2 separate regions of the Homo sapiens genome follow, and region 2 is linked to region 1. Evidence: read pairs that join two places in POLR2A ChIA-PET (ENCODE). Cell type or tissue: endothelial cell of umbilical vein. All regions are shown on one strand. Links, peaks and the distances in the headings refer to the core of each region. The heading gives the core; the rest is flanking DNA.

Region 1 (7,590 bases), core at 2,079-6,078:
TTGTGGAATAGAAAGGGGGGAAGGGTGGGGAAAAGATTGAGAAATCGGATGGTTGCCGTGTCTGTGTAGAAAGAGGTAGACGTGGGAGACTTTTCATTTTGTTCTGTACTAAGAAAAATTCTTCTGCCTTGGGATCCTGTTGATCTGTGACCTTACCCCCAACCCTGTGCTCTCTGAAACATGTGCTGTATCCACTCAGGGTTGAATGGATTAAGGGCGGTGCAAGATGTGCTTTGTTAAACAGATGCTTGAAGGCAGCATGCTCCTTAAGAGTCATCACCACTCCCTAATCTCAAGTACCCAGGGACACAAACACTGCGGAAGGCCACAGGGTCCTCTGCCTAGGAAAACCAGAGACCTTTGTTCACTTGTTTATCTGCTGACCTTCCCTCCACTATTGTCCTGTGACCCTGCCAAATCCCCCTCTGCGAGAAACACCCAAGAATGATCAATTAAAAAAAAAAAAAATGGACTAGGGGCAGGGCACAGTGGCTCACGCCTGTAATCCCAGCACTTTGGCAGGCTGAGGCAGGTGGATCACCTGAGGTCGGGAGTTCGAGACCAGCCTGACCAACATGGAGAAACCCCACCTCTACTAAAAATACAAAATTAGCCGGGTGTGGTGGTGCATGCCTGTAATCCCAGCTACTTGGGAGGCTGAGGCAGGAAAATCGCTTGAACCTGGGAGGCAGAGGTTGCAGTGAGCTGAGATCGCGCCATTGCACTCCAGCTTGGGCAACAAGAGCAAAACTCCGTCTCAAAATAGAATAAATAAATGGACTAGGGAGAGGGACTGGGGGGACGAGAAGAGGGGGCCCAGTGGGAAATGATGAGGGTCTGTACTCAGGTGGGGAGAGTGGCAGCAGGGCTGGAGAAGAGGGGTGTTGAGGAGGACTTGAGGAGCTGGGCAGCAAAGGACCAGACCAGAGGGGCCACCCAGAGCTGGCGAGAGGTGTCATCCCTGTCCACATTCCCATAGGGACAGCAGCGGAGGGATCTTTGATTTCACTAGAGGCAGAACCAGGAAAAGTAGGTTTAAGATTTGGGATTAGGCCAGGCATGGTGGCTCATGCCTGTAATGCCAGCACTTTGGGAGGCTGAGGCAGGCAGATCATTTGAGGTCAGGAGTTCATAACCAGCCTGGCCAACATGGTGAAACCCCGTCTCAACAAAAAATACAAAAATTAGCCGGGCTTGGTGGTGCGCACCTGTAGTCCCAGCTACTAGGGAGGATGAGGCAGGAGAATCACTTGAACCCAGGAGGCAGAGGTTGCAGTGAGCTGAGATTGCACCACAGCACTCCAGCCTGGACGACAGAGCAAGACTCTGTCAAAACAAAACAAAACAAACACAATAAAAGATTTGGGATTAAAGGATTGGAGGAACATCCTGGCTCCACAGAATGTGACACTTGATACCATCCAGCCAGAGTAGCCCAGGGCTTCACGCAGTCTGTGGGATGGAGAAGGAGGGACAGCTGGTGGCTCCTGGTGGGGACACGTGTCCCGTTTTGCCTCCATTTGTTGGGTGACCTTAGTCCACCTACCAACCACTTTGTGCCTTGGTTTCCTTATCTGAAAAATGGGAATCAAATGGTACCTAACTCACAGGGTTGCTAGGAGGTTTCACTTCTCTGTGTAAAGCACTAAGATGCCTGGCTCAGTAGACACGGCCTCATGTTGCCATTTCACACGCCAGCGCCCACGCAGCACCCAGGCAGCACCAGCTAATGGAGGGCAGTTAACGTTGGTGATGTGGGGGCAGGAGGCACGATCTTGGCAAATACCAGGCCTGGCTTCAAAGGAAGGCCCAGGTTCGGGGCCACCTTCTGGGCTTGGGCTTAGGTGCAATTTTTTTTTTTTTTTTTTGAGATGGAGTCTTGCTCTTTTTCCCCAGGCTCGAGTGCAATGGTGCAATCTTGCTCACTGCAACTTTTGCCTCCCGGGTTCAAGTTATTCTCCTGCCTCAGCCTCCAAGTAGCTGGGATTACAGGCACACACCACCACACCCAGCTAATTTTTGTATTTTTAGTAGAGACGGGGTTTCTCCATGTTGGCCAGGCTGGCCTTGAGCTCCTGACCTCAGGTGATCCGCCTACCTCAGCCTCCCAAAGTACTGGGATTACAGGCGTGAGCCATCATGCCCGGCCTTGGGTGCTATTTTGAACCCCTTTGATGCCCTGTGAGCAGCTCTCACTTGCCACTCACCCAATGCCTGGGGGGCAGGGAGGTCGACGCTTCATGGAGATTTCCATAGGATGGATGCCTGGTCCAGCAGGGTCCCAATGGGCAGGGGCAGAGGCAGGCAGAGGAAAGGGTCACAAATCTCATAGCCCTAGAAGGGAGTGAGAAGAGGAACTGGCGGGCACAGCCACTCACATCATAGCAGAGGACCTGCACCGTCAAAGCCAAACTAGCAGCATGTCCAAGACCCAAATCCTTCATCTGCTTACCCTCCTTCCCACCTCCCCCAAAACTGTTTCTAGCATGTCCCCCTCCCCATAGAAGGCATCATCACCCCCTCCACTCTTCACCCCCCCCCCAAAGCCAGCCAGTCCACAGCTATCCCTTTCGGTCCCACCTGCAGCCAGCCCCTAAACCTACCACTGCCCTCAGTCGTGGGGTCTCTTCCTTCCTGGTGGTGACAGGGCCTTCTGAGTTTGCTAAGCACAGATCTACACTGCATCAAAGAGATCAGAGAGGTGACTGGGAAAGGCAGATTTGGTCATGGTCCTCCCCAGCTAAAAACCTGTTGCCCTCAGGAGGAAGTCTGAGCCCGCCTTAGCTCCATGGCCTCAGCTTCTGCAGTCTCCGTATCATCCACAGCTCACAGCCTCCTGCCGATCAGTCAGCACGTCTTTCCAGACCTTCTGCTTGAAATGCGAGTCTTCTAACAACTTGCCTGCTGAACTCCTACTCCTCCTTTCAGGGCTCAGCTTAAGCATCGCCTGTGGCCAGGGCTCAGGGCCTGCCCTGCACCTTTCATATCGCCTCTCTGGGAGTGGCTTGTTTAAACATCCCGGGAGCCTGGAGAGGTGGTATCACAGGCATTTGAACCAGAGCGACTCCATCTTGAGTGAGGGCTAGGAAAATGAAGTTGGGACTTGCATTCCCAGAAGGCTATTCCCAGCCTCTAGATGTTTACAGTTAAGGAAATGGATTAATAATGTTTACTAACAAACCCAAACTTCGGAGTGTCCAGATATCCCGATATCTCGAGAACAAAGGCATTCCTAATTTTGCTTCAAAGATAATAATATTGATTCTTGCAAAATTTGGTAATTTTAAAAAAGAATCCTTTATCACAAACCCTGTAGCAGAGCACATCTCCCCATGATCTTTTTTTATCCTATATATATACAAGCACTGTACCTAGGGTGGATGCATTCCTCCTCTTACTTTTGGGAATGCCCTATTCTGTCTATGGAGTAGCTGTTCTTTCACCACTTGACTTTCTAAATAAACTTGCTTTTCCTTTGCACCGCAGACTCGCCCTGAATTCTTTCTTGAGCAAGATCCAAGATCCCTCTCTTGGGGTCTGGATCGGGACCCCTTTCCTATAACAGTGCGACCAGGCTGTCCCTGCTCACCAAGGTGTCTGGGCACGGTCGGTGACTGCTCTTTGTAGGTCTCGGTGAAAACCTGCGGAGGAATGAGTGAGTGTAAGAAAGGGAAGGAGACATTTTTAATTAAGACCAGGCAAGATTAGGCAATAGGAGAAAAGACAGATATGAGTCAAAGCTTACTCACATGTTCCTGGCCTGGGAGGCAGAGATAGATTGTCACTGTCCGCAGCCACGGCAGAGCTGGGCTGTATCCTGGGCCTGAAATGAAGAGGTACCTCCCTCTCCTCCCCTGCTTCCTGGGATTCTGGGCCTGACATCCTATAGCAGGGTACACTGGAGACAGGGCCAGATGAGTTGCCACACTGCATTGTCCCTGGCATGTCACCATTTTTTGTAATTTATTGTTTTTTACTGTGGTGAAATACACCTAACAGCCGGGCACAGTGGCTTACACCTGTAATCCCAGCACTTTGGGAGGCTGAGGCAGGCAGATCACTGGAGGTTCGGAGTTCAAGACCAACCTGGTCAACATGGTGAAACCCCATCTCTACTAAAAATACAAAAATTAGCCAGGCATGGTGATGGGCACATGTAATCCCAGCTACTTGGGAGGCTGAGGCACGAGAATCGCTTGAACCCGGGAGGTGGAGGTTGCAATGAGCTGAGATCGCACCACTGCACTCCAGCCTGGTGACAAAGCTAGACTCCATCTCAAAAAAAAAACAAAACAAAACAAAACAACATCTTGCTTAGTAAGTTTGTGCTTGACCGAAAACTGAGGGGAAGAGCTAAAATGAGACGTGAGAGTTAAGATGGGATTGCTGAGTGAGTCAAAAGAAATTAAGATTGAACTTGACAGTCAGCATTTAAAAGAGAGAAGTCAGATGCACATCGACAAACTGGCCATCTTTCATACGGAAAAGATCTGAGGGTTTGCACTGACTCTCAGTTTCTTTTCTCTTTTTTTGAGACGGAGTCTCGCTCTGTCGCCCAGGCTGGAGTGCAGTGGCTCCATCTCCGCTCACTGCAAGCTCCGCCTCCTGGGTTCACGCCATTCTCTTGCCTCAGCCTCTCGAGTAGCTGGGACTAGGACTACAGGCGCCCGCCACTACGCCCGGCTAATTTTTGTATTTTTAGTAGAGACAGGGTTTCACCGTGTTAGCCAGGATGGTCTCGATCTCCTGACCTCGTGATCTGCCAGCCTCGGCCTCCCAAAGTGCTGGGATTACAGGCGTGAGCCACCGCGCCCGGCCTGACTCTCAGTTTCTATATGAGCTGCAGCAGGTGAGGAGGCTGCCAGAACAACCTCAGCCCTCTTCGGCTGCACCAAGGGAAGGAATTGCATTAAGTGGACCAGGGCTCCCTCTGCGCATGTTAGGCCAGCCCACAGGCTTTACTTAAATACAGGCAGCATAGTTTAGGAGAGATGTGGAAAATCTGCAGTCCATCCATGAGAAGATGACAGAGCATCAGGATACAGAGAACTTCTCTCCCCGGGAATCACTGAAGGCACTGTGTTTCTCCTGGAGAAAAGGAGACATGCTTAGACATGGTTGTGGCCGGGTGTGGTGGCTCATGCCTATAATCCCAGCACTTTGGGAGGCCAAGGCGGGCAGATCACCAGGTCAGGAGATCAAGACCATCCTGGCTAACACAGTAAAACCTCATCTCCAGTAAAAATACAAAAAATTAGCCGGGCGTGGTGGCGGGCGCCTGTAGTCCCAGCTACTCTGGAGGCTGAGGCAGGAGAATGGTGTGAACCTGGGAGGCAGAGCTTACAGTGAGCCGAGATTGCGCCACTGCACTCCAGCCCGGGTGACAGAGTGAGACTCCGTCTCAAAAAAAAAAAAAAAAGACATGGGGTTGCTACCTCTCATCTTGGACAGTGGCCATGTCAAAGAGAAAAGACTCATTGTTTCTCTAGAAAGCACAGTGAAAAACAATAAGCCTGGCCTGGGGCGGTGGCTCATGCCTGTAATAATAAGCCTGGCCTGGGGCAGTGGCTCATGCCTGTAATCCCAGCACTTTGGGAGGCCGAGGTGGGTGGATCACCTGAGGTCAGGAGTTCAAGACCAGCCTGGCCAACATAGTGAAACCCCGTCTCTACTAAAAATATAAAAATTAGCCAGGCTTGGTGGCGCATGCCTATAATCCCAGGTACTTGGGAGGCTGAGACAGGAGAATTGCTTGAACCCAGGAGGCGGAGGTTGCAGTAAGCTGAGATTGCACCACTGCACTCCAGCCTGGCCGACACAGCGAGACTCTGTCTCAAAAAAAAAAAGAGAAAAAAAAGAAAAAGAAAAACAATAAACCTAAAGAAGAGGCAGGAGACACATTTAGCATAACAAAGCAATTTCTAACAACCACAGTGGCTCAGCCCACAGAAGTAGTGAGCTTCTGTCCTTGAAAACGTTCGGATGTGGACAGGATGATGTCGAGGATACCAGAGACATTACTGGCCAGAGAGCAGCGTTTCCCGATTGTTTTCCCCTTCCAAGCATCCCATTCTTAAAGAATCTCATTTTTTGAAATTTAAAATTAACTTTAAATAAATTTCACTTATTAAAAGTAGTGATTATCCCATTTTATCTTTATTTTATTTTATTTTATTTATTTATTTATTTTTTGAGAGGGAGTCTTGCTCTGTCACCCAGGCTGGAGTGCAGTGGCATGATCTCCGCTTACTGCAACCTCCGTCTCCTGGGTTCAAGTGATTCTCCTGCCTCAGCCTCCCGAGTAGCTGAGATTACAGGAGCCCGCCACCACACCCAGCTAATTTTTGTACTTTTAGTAAAGATGGGGTTTTGCCAAGTTGGCCAGGCTAGTATTGAATTCCTGACCTCAAGTGATCCACTTGCCTCGGCTTCCCAAAGTGCTGGGATTACAGGCATGAGCCATCGCGCCCAGCCTAATTGTCCCATTTGAGTAATGAAAAACCTATATACTATCAATCATCCGATGCTCAGCTTGGGGTTCACTGAATAGAAGAAGTGACTCAGCCTTGGGGGTCTGGAAGAGCTTCTGAGAAGCAGAGGTTGTGCCAGAGTGGGGTTTGAGGAATGACTTGGGGGTTCTACAAGCAGACAAAAGAGGGTCTTTGCAGCAGAGAGACTCAGAGGTGAAAACATCAGCTCTGGAATAAACTACTGAGTATAAAGTGGGACTGAGAGGAGGCTGGAAGCAGCAGGGTGCAGATTAAAAAAGGCTTGTCGGTTTGATGAGGGCCGTGCGGGAGCTTTGCCCAGGAAAACAGCATGAGTGAAGAGGAGCTGGCCAAAAAAGAAAAAAGAGATAGAATCCAACTGCATTCAAAGTAAGACCTCCTGTTTATCAAAAGACACCCCCCCACCACCACCAAAGAAATTCATGCAAGTCACAGACTGGAAATGATATCTGTAACACATTTAAATGACAAAGGATTAATATCAAGAATATATAAAGAACTCTTAAGAATCAGTATGGAAAAGAAAAGAAATGGGCAAAGAACACAAACAGGAATATCACAGAGGAGAAAGCACACATGTCCTGTAAACATATGCAAAGATATTTAACCTCATCAGCAACAAGGTAATGAAAATGTCATGCCCCTCAAATTGGCAAAAATTAAAAAATTGGACAGTAGTAAGTGTTGGTGAAGCTATGGAGCAATGTGGGAACTCTTATCCACTGTTGGTGGGAGTGCAAATCAGTGCAACTATTTTGAAAGCAATTTGACATCTGGATACCCTTGAACTTTTGCATACCTTTGAACACCTGCACAGCCTTGGCCCAGTGACTTTACTCCCAGTGTATTCCCTACAGCAGTACTTCTCTCAAACTGTGGTGGAGGACCTGTCTTGTTTCTGTGTTAATTTCCAGTTTGTTTGGGGAATAATCCTTCTTGTAAAATACAATAAAAATGAACCACTAAAAAATGGAATGAAAAAAAGGCATACAATTTACAAGCCCTGATATCTTGCTATTAGATTCAACAGATATAAAATTGCTTATGTATACCAAGGGGACATGTACAAAATGTTCCTGGC
Region 2 (7,590 bases), core at 2,119-6,118, 890 kb after region 1:
AGTTTTCTAAAACCTTTTAAAAATTCAGTACCCCTAACAAAGTCAAGCCTGATTTATTCAGTGTAGTGACAACCAGCACTGTCTCTGGGTCCTGGGTCCCCTCGTTGGCCCTCCTGTGGGCTCCATTTGACCTGCTGTGTAGTCTTTTTCTTTTTTTCTTTCTTTCTTTTTTTTTTTTTTTTGAGGCAATGTCTTGCTCTGTCACCCAGGCTGGAGTGCAGTGGTGCGATCCCGGCTCACTGCAGCCTCCTCCTCCCAGATTCCAGCGATTCTCCTAGTCTCGCTTTGTTGCACAGGCTGGTCTCCAACTCCTGGCCTCAAGTGATCCTCCCACCTCAGCCTCCCAAAGAGCTGGGATTATAGGCATGAACTACCATGCCTGGCCTGAATATAGTTTCTTTCTTTCTTTCTTTTTTGAGATGGAGTTTCGCTCTTGTTGCTCAGGCTGGAGTGCAATGTTGAGATCTCAGGTCACTGCAACCTCCACCTCCCAGGTTCAAGGGATTCTCCTGCCTCAGCCTGCTGAGTAGCTGGGATTATAAACATGTACCACCATGCCCAGCTAATTTTTTGTATTTTTAGTAGAAACAGGGTTACACCATGTTGGCCAGGGTGGTTTTGAACTGCTGACCTCAAGTGATCCACCTACCTCGGCCTCCCAAAGTGTTGAGATTACAGGCGTGAGCCACCGCGCCCAGCCTAGAATATAGTTTCTTAAACAATATATTTGCTCGTTTCTATTTACTGACACATTACTTTTATTACTACAAATATTTTATTTTCCTTTTTTAAAGTTTATGATTCAGTACTATATGAATTACTCAATTCTTAAAACATATTTCTCAAGCAAAATATGTCTCTGTAAAAAGTATATCCTAAAAATTTCTTATTTTGTGAGACATTTATAGAATTAGAAAAGAACATGAGCATTCTATGACCAAACCTGCTGATAAAGCAAGAAAAGTGGCTGGGCTCAGGGGCTCACACCTGTAATCCCAGCACTTTGGGAGGCCAAGGCAGAAGGATTTCTTAAGCCCAGGAGTCTGAAACCAGCATTGGTAGAGTGCCATCTCTACAAAAAATAAAAATTAGCTGGGCATGGTGGCACATGCCTGTGATCCCAGCTACTCAGGAGGCTGAGATGGGAGGATCACCTGAGCCTGGGAGGTAGAGGCTGCAGTGAGCTGAGATTGCACCACTGCACTCCAGCCTGGGAAGACCCTGTCTAAAAAAAAAAGAAAGAAAGAAAAGAGGAAGAGTGTTCCAAATTTGGTCTGGGACAGGACTTTTTGTGATGTAATTATAGCCCCCTCTGGGAAGTAAGTAGCATCCCTGCTGAAATGCTTGAGCAATTTTCTTACTAACCTGGGATTAAGAACTCCTAGGACTGGCTACTCATTCAGCTGAGCTGACCCTGAAGCTACTGATGAGCCTTATGAATAGATATTTCTTAGTTGGAACACTTTATTTATGCCTTTACTGAGAGAATATTGAAATTGCATTCCCTTTGTGGCAAATTTGAAGTAAAACTGTCTTGTGCTTGTAATAATTCCATCTGAGAAGATGTTTTACCAATGTTTTCATTCAATACCTGGTCTCTGTCTTGAAAATGGAGAATTATAATATTACGCTGGAGCAATGTTCAAAGTCTTTGAAGGCATTATGATTATTCTCCATATTTCTTCTACGGGGAGTTTGGAAGGTGGCAAAGTTAGAATAAAATATGTTACCTTTCCTTTTACGTTTCCGTATATTACATGGCCCAGTGGCTGATGAGATGAAGTACCCTGTTGAAGCCAGGGTTTCTCTTCCAACTGTAATCCCACCACTTACATATTCTGCTTCTGAGAGGGCTAAGGAAGTATGTAGCAAGTTGGGGGAAATTAGAAATGGCAGGAGAACATGACTTTACCGTAATGACTGTTAGCTTCCATATTGGGATCTGACATTTTCTCGTTGTTGGAGTTCAGAAGTGGTACTGCTGGCCTTAAAATGAAATATAAAAACAGAAAACAATATATAGATATATTTGTTGTTGTTATTGTTCTAACCCCAAACCACCAAAGTAAACAAGGGAAGATCATGAGAAAACCAGGAAGAGTTTTCCAAGGTAAGGAAAACTTTACTCTCTCATTTGGAAAACAAATATTTTTTGGCAGCTCCAAGGATTATGTAAAAAAACTTTTTTTTTTTTTTAGACAGAGTCTCGCTCTGTCACCCAGGCTGGAGTGCAGCAGTGCAATCTCGGATCACTGCAGCCTCCGCCTCCTGGGTTCAAGCGATTCTCGTGCCTCAGCCTCCCGAGTAGCTGGGATTACAGGCATGCACCACCACGCCCGGCTAATTTTTGTGTTTTTAGTAGAGATGGGGTTTCGCTGGCTAGGCTGGTCTTGAACTCCTGACCTCAGGTGATCTGCCTGCCTCAGCCTCCCAAAGTGCTGGGATTACAGGTGCGAGCCACCATGCTTGGCGGTGATAAAACTTTTTCCTATTAAAATAAACATCAGGACCAAAGCACACATGAATACCAGGAGTCCTTCACAGGCTACTACCAAGCCCCTGAAATTCTTATCCCACGCTACTGTTTCTCTCTGGAACAGAGCAATCATTTCTATACTTTTGGATTTGGGATTTCAACAACAGTAAAGGTAGTAAAACCATTTTTTAAAGGCCAACTCTATTTTGTCAAATTTTAAAAAATTTATCTACTACCATTATAATTTCATAAAGAAAGGGAGATTTCACAAATAATCATGTAGGAAGGACATGATCTCAGAATAAAAGCCATTCCTTCCCATGAAAGGACAATTGGCATTCTTCCACGGAGGTACACACACACACACACACACACACACACACACACAACTCACACACACAACTCACACCCAAGGAAGGCCTATATTTTTCTAAGTTTGCCAAGAGCCACTGAAAACTTCCTAATGACCAGAATCTCCCTCCAGACATGTCCACCGTGCTCACAGAGCAGCCGCCCCCTTCTTACAAATACACTCACCTGGACATTTCCACTGGCATCTGCTTGGCTTTAAAACAGAAAACGAAAAACCAAAGTCAGTATACAGTACCCACATCCATACCACTATAATGGCCAAAACGCCAATGGCTTTTGCACTAACCTAATAGATAGAAAACACTTTTCTTTTCTTTTTGTTTTACTCCTAGTAAGCTGTGAAGGAACACTCTTTTCAGCTACGTTTGACTTCCCAGAAGATTGAATACCCAGAAAAAGAGAGAAAAAGAAGCCAAATATATTCACTCTTTTACAAAAGACAGAAAAGAAAGAGGTATTCTCTTGGTCTTATACCAAGATATTTCCCCAGAAACATGATATCTTGACTATTTTAGCCAGAAGTGATTTTTGTTAGTGAAATATGATGGAAAAAGAGACAATGATATGGGAACCAGATTAGCCAGATAAGCAGGCAGCTCTCTTCCTCTCTCTCTCTTTTTTTTTTTTTTTTTGAGACAGAGTCTTGCTCTGTTGCCCAGGCTGGAGTGCAGTGATGTGATCTGGGCTCACTGTAACCTCTGCCTCCCAGGTTCAAGTGATTCTCCTGCCTCAGCCTCCTGAGTAGCTGCAATTACAGGCACCCATCACCACGTCTGGCCAATTTTTTGTATTTTTAGTAGAGATGGGGGTTTCACCATGTTGTCCCGGCTAGTCTTGAACTCCTGACCTCAAGTGATCTGCCTGCCTTGGCCTCCCAAAGTGCTGGAATTACAGGTGTGAGCCACCGTGCCTGACCACTCTCTTTGATTCCAGATAATTACAAAAAGTAAAGGCGAAATCAATCCCTGCGTTTGTAACTCGAAGCTGGCCTAAGATCAACGCCAGGGTGTGCTCTATCTTCCTTGATGGGTGGCAGCTTTCCTGACAAAAACCAGGGCCCCTCCTCACCCCATCTTCCCCTCCCATCCTGGGCAGCAGCACCAGAGGCTCCAAAAGAACCTACCTTATCCCACAAAAAAATTTTTGCAGGATTTACTGATGCTCTGCCCTTTTCCTTGAGTCTTGGACAGCTGACTCTGATTCCTGGTTATCAGCAGGTGGTCCTGGCTGCTCAGCCGGGCTTACTTAGCTAACCCCAAGCATAGGGTAGAAGTCACAGCACAACCACCAGGTTAATTACAAAGCATTCAATGTGTGTGTGCAACATGTGGGTGTTATGCGCATGTTTGTGTGTCTCCAAGACACTTGCACCCCACTCTACACGCATTACAGGACTAGGTGTGGACAAATCTACAGAAATGGCTTCTTCTAACCACACAAAGATGCAATTTCCCCCCAAATTTATCTTTTCTGGTTTGCCCAATGAGGAAAATAATAGCTTTCATTTTTGCCTAGCTGAATCCAGGGGTCAGAAAAGCACCACGCATCCCTGGCTGGTTTCCTGGCAAGGACGACCAGTCAGTATGGAAGGAAAGAACTATGCTCACCCTTGGCTTTCCTCAGAAAATAACATTTGGCCGCAATGATCAAGAGAGCAATGATCACTCCGATGATAACCACTGCAATAAGTCCTTTCTTCCATGGGGCAAGAATGACTGAAAACAAAACAAAACAAAAAATTTTTTTTGTATATAGGCTCTTCCTCTGCCAGGAAGAAATAATATCAGGCTTAAGCAACAAAAGTCAGTCTGATTCTCACAGCTCTTGTAACTGGCAGCTTGCCTTAGCATCCATCTACCTCTGAGGGGTTCTGCACTCAGAGCTGGTGCAGAAATGATTGTTTCTGCTACAAATAGAGGTCAGCTGTGGTCCTCAAGGAGGGAACAAACCAGCTTTGCTGGGGTAGACTCTTTTCTTTTTCTTTCTTTTTTGAAACAGGGTCTCACTCTGTCACCCAGGCTAGAGGCTGATGACAGCTCACTGCAGCCTCAACTTCCTGGGCTTGAGCAATCCTTCCACCTCAGCCTCCCGAGTAGCTGGGACTACAGGAGCACACCACCACACACAGCTATTTTTTGTTGGTTTGATTTTTGAGGCAGAGTCTTGCTCTGTTGCCCAGGCTGGAGTGCAGTGGAGCAAGCTCTGCTCACTGCAACCTCTACCTCCTGGGTTCAAGTGATTCTCATGTCTCAGCCTCCCGAGTAGCTGGGATTACAGGTATGAGCCACTGCGCCCAGCCTATTTTTGTACTTTTTGTAGAGACAGGGTTTCACCATGTTGCCCAGGCTGGTCTCCAACTCCAGGGCTCAAGTGGAGTAGACTCCTTTTTGGCATGTGTTTTCAGCCCTCTTCCTCTCCAGGAAACCGCCCCCACCCACATAAGTGGGTTCCCCAATCATGTCTGTTCTGCGTGACCCAATCCCCTTGGCTACAGGTGGTCTGTGGTTGGATGTTTGACCCAAGATGACTCAATGGTGAGTCTGCCAACAATTTGTAATTGGAACGATGTGACATTCTCCCAATTCCTTATAATAATCGATTTCTCTTTTTTACTTAATTTGAGTGGGTTTCTGTCACTTGCAACCAAGAGCCTGGAGGACATTACTCTCCTAGCCTTCAGTCACATAAGCTAGACTCCCCCCCAACTCCCTCTTACAAGGGGTGTGTTTTCTGGTCTTGCCCTTGGGAGCCCACAGCACAGCTTGCTATGGAGACCCTGACTCACCTCTGACTGTCAGTATTTTGCTTCTGGGGACACTGGAGGCGTGGTTGGCTCTGTTGAAGGCTGTGCAGTAATACTCTCCCTCCTGTTCCTTGCTAGCCTTCTGCTTGGTCCAAAATGCCTGGGTGGCATTTGAGGTCATTTGATAGAAGGGTTTGCCCTCTTTTTCTCTGTAAAACTTATAGGTGATGGGACCAGATCCTTCATTCACAGCACATTGCAGCACAATGTCCTCTCCAGACTCCACCACCTTACTTGACAGGATAGAAATCTGGACCTCATCCACCGGGGCTGAAAAGCAGGAAAAGGATTCACACTGAGCAAAGAAGGGCAGAGGAAGAGGAACATGAGACAGCCACTGCTCAACTTTTTTTTTTTTCCTCTGAGACAGAGTCCCGCTCTTATCACCCAGGCTGGAGTGCAGTGGTATAATCTCAGCTTACTGCAACGTGTGCCTCCTGGGTTCAAGCAAATCTTCCTGCCTCAGCCTCCCGAGTAGCTGGAATGACAGGTGCGCCCACCAGGCCCAGCTAACTTTTTGGATTTTTTTGTTGTTGTTGTTGTTTTAGAGACGGGGTTTTGCCCTGTTGGCCAGGCTGGTCTTGAATTCCTGACCTCAGGTGATTTGCCCACCTCGGCCTTCCAAAATGCTGGGATTACAGGCATAAGCCACCATGCCAGGCCACAGACAATCTTGACCCACTGCCTTCTCTAGCTATCGGCCATTTTTTCTCCTTTTTCCTTTATGCTTTGACTCCCTTATTTCACACTTTCTTGTTACCCCTGAAATCTGACTGCACTCTTTTGTAGTCACAATCTTGTGACACTGCACTCTCTCTCAAGTTTTGAAGAAACTGGGAAGGTCACTTGATTCCCCAACCAACGTCCCTGAGTCCCCTGCTGATTAAATTCAGTGGTGGATGCTCTTCCTCCACGCTCCCAATCTTGGGCTCTCCATACTTCACTGTTGCCCAGGTCTTACTGTGGAACTCAGCTTTTTCTGGGCTTCTGGGCTTCCTCATGACTCTGATTCTCTTCCCTTCTTACCTGGCACCCCTTTCTTATTCACTGGTTATTCTTTGTTTTCCCCGGAAGTATGAACATTTTGCAAAATTCAATCCTCAGTTTTCCATCCCCATTCTCCTCCTGGGTGATTTCACCTACACGCTGAGCTTCTGTCTCTGAGCCACTGACACCTAAACCTATGGCTCCAGTCCAGGTTACTTTCCTGAACTCCAAGTCTCCCTTTTCACCTGGGCATTTCCACCTGGAAGCCCAGCCAGCCTCACTCCCTGCAGGTCCAAGCAGAACTTGGCTACCTCCTGTATCCGCTTTTCCTAGCTCCATCCTCAACTACCAAAATTCGGATCCTAAATTGTCTTCCCAAGTAGACTTTCCTTCTAGTGTGAGAGCAGATGGTCAGCAGATGGTATTGTAACTTATGAGTCACTCTCCTGTGAGTGCAGGCTGTGGTAAGACAATGGAAGAAGCCAAGCTCCGGGCCTGGGACACCAGTGGGCTCAAATCCCAGTCCCACCACCCACCAGCTGTCTGCCCTAAGCCTCAGTTACGTCATGATAAAATAACGACAATGCTGTTACTGGCCTTCTGTGGTTATTGTGAGTTTCCATTGGAGCAATTTACTACAGTACTTCACACAGGGCTGGACACATGGTCAGTAAATGTGAGCTACTGATATCGACCCAGTTTAAACCAACAGCTTCACATGGGCTTCACATTAGCCTCTAACGTACCATGAGGTCTGAAGTCACCATGCCTGCTCCCTGACCCAGCCACCAGGTGGATCGTTCCGAGAACTCATTTGCATCCTGTCCTTCCTTCCATCTTCTGGCTTTTCACTGCATGCAGGACAATTGCCTACTCCTGATACTGGCACCTGACACCTGTCACGCTTAGGCTCAGCCACTTTTTCAGCTCATATCCGGTGATTCTCCATTCC

Evidence for each region. ChIA-PET counts read pairs that join two places held together with the same protein. Peaks named below come from ENCODE experiments on the same cell type or tissue, not always from the same donor. Only the 100,000 strongest peaks of a DNase experiment are listed, where the experiment ranks them.
Region 2: POLR2A ChIA-PET joins it to region 1 with 5 read pairs; 1 of 35 experiments calls an interaction of 5 or more read pairs at or near these places.

The regions. Positions count from the first base shown.
Region 1 is chr17:63,457,223-63,464,812 of GRCh38, forward strand. No RefSeq gene overlaps it. Among named protein-coding and RNA genes, the nearest start is that of CYB561, 15 kb to the left of the region's middle. RefSeq lists enhancers at 1-476, 3,620-3,689. In endothelial cell of umbilical vein, for the core only: no CTCF peak of the experiment used is centred there; DNase peaks (open chromatin) are centred at 3,729 and 5,499.
Region 2 is chr17:64,350,478-64,358,067 of GRCh38, forward strand. It overlaps PECAM1 (platelet and endothelial cell adhesion molecule 1), which reads right to left. Exons shown (of 16, transcript NM_000442.5): 8 at 5,634-5,921; 9 at 4,456-4,563; 10 at 3,014-3,041; 11 at 1,913-1,986. Among named protein-coding and RNA genes, the nearest start is that of PECAM1, 37 kb to the right of the region's middle. In endothelial cell of umbilical vein, for the core only: no CTCF peak of the experiment used is centred there; DNase peaks (open chromatin) are centred at 4,544 and 5,504; H3K27ac peaks cover 2,561 bases.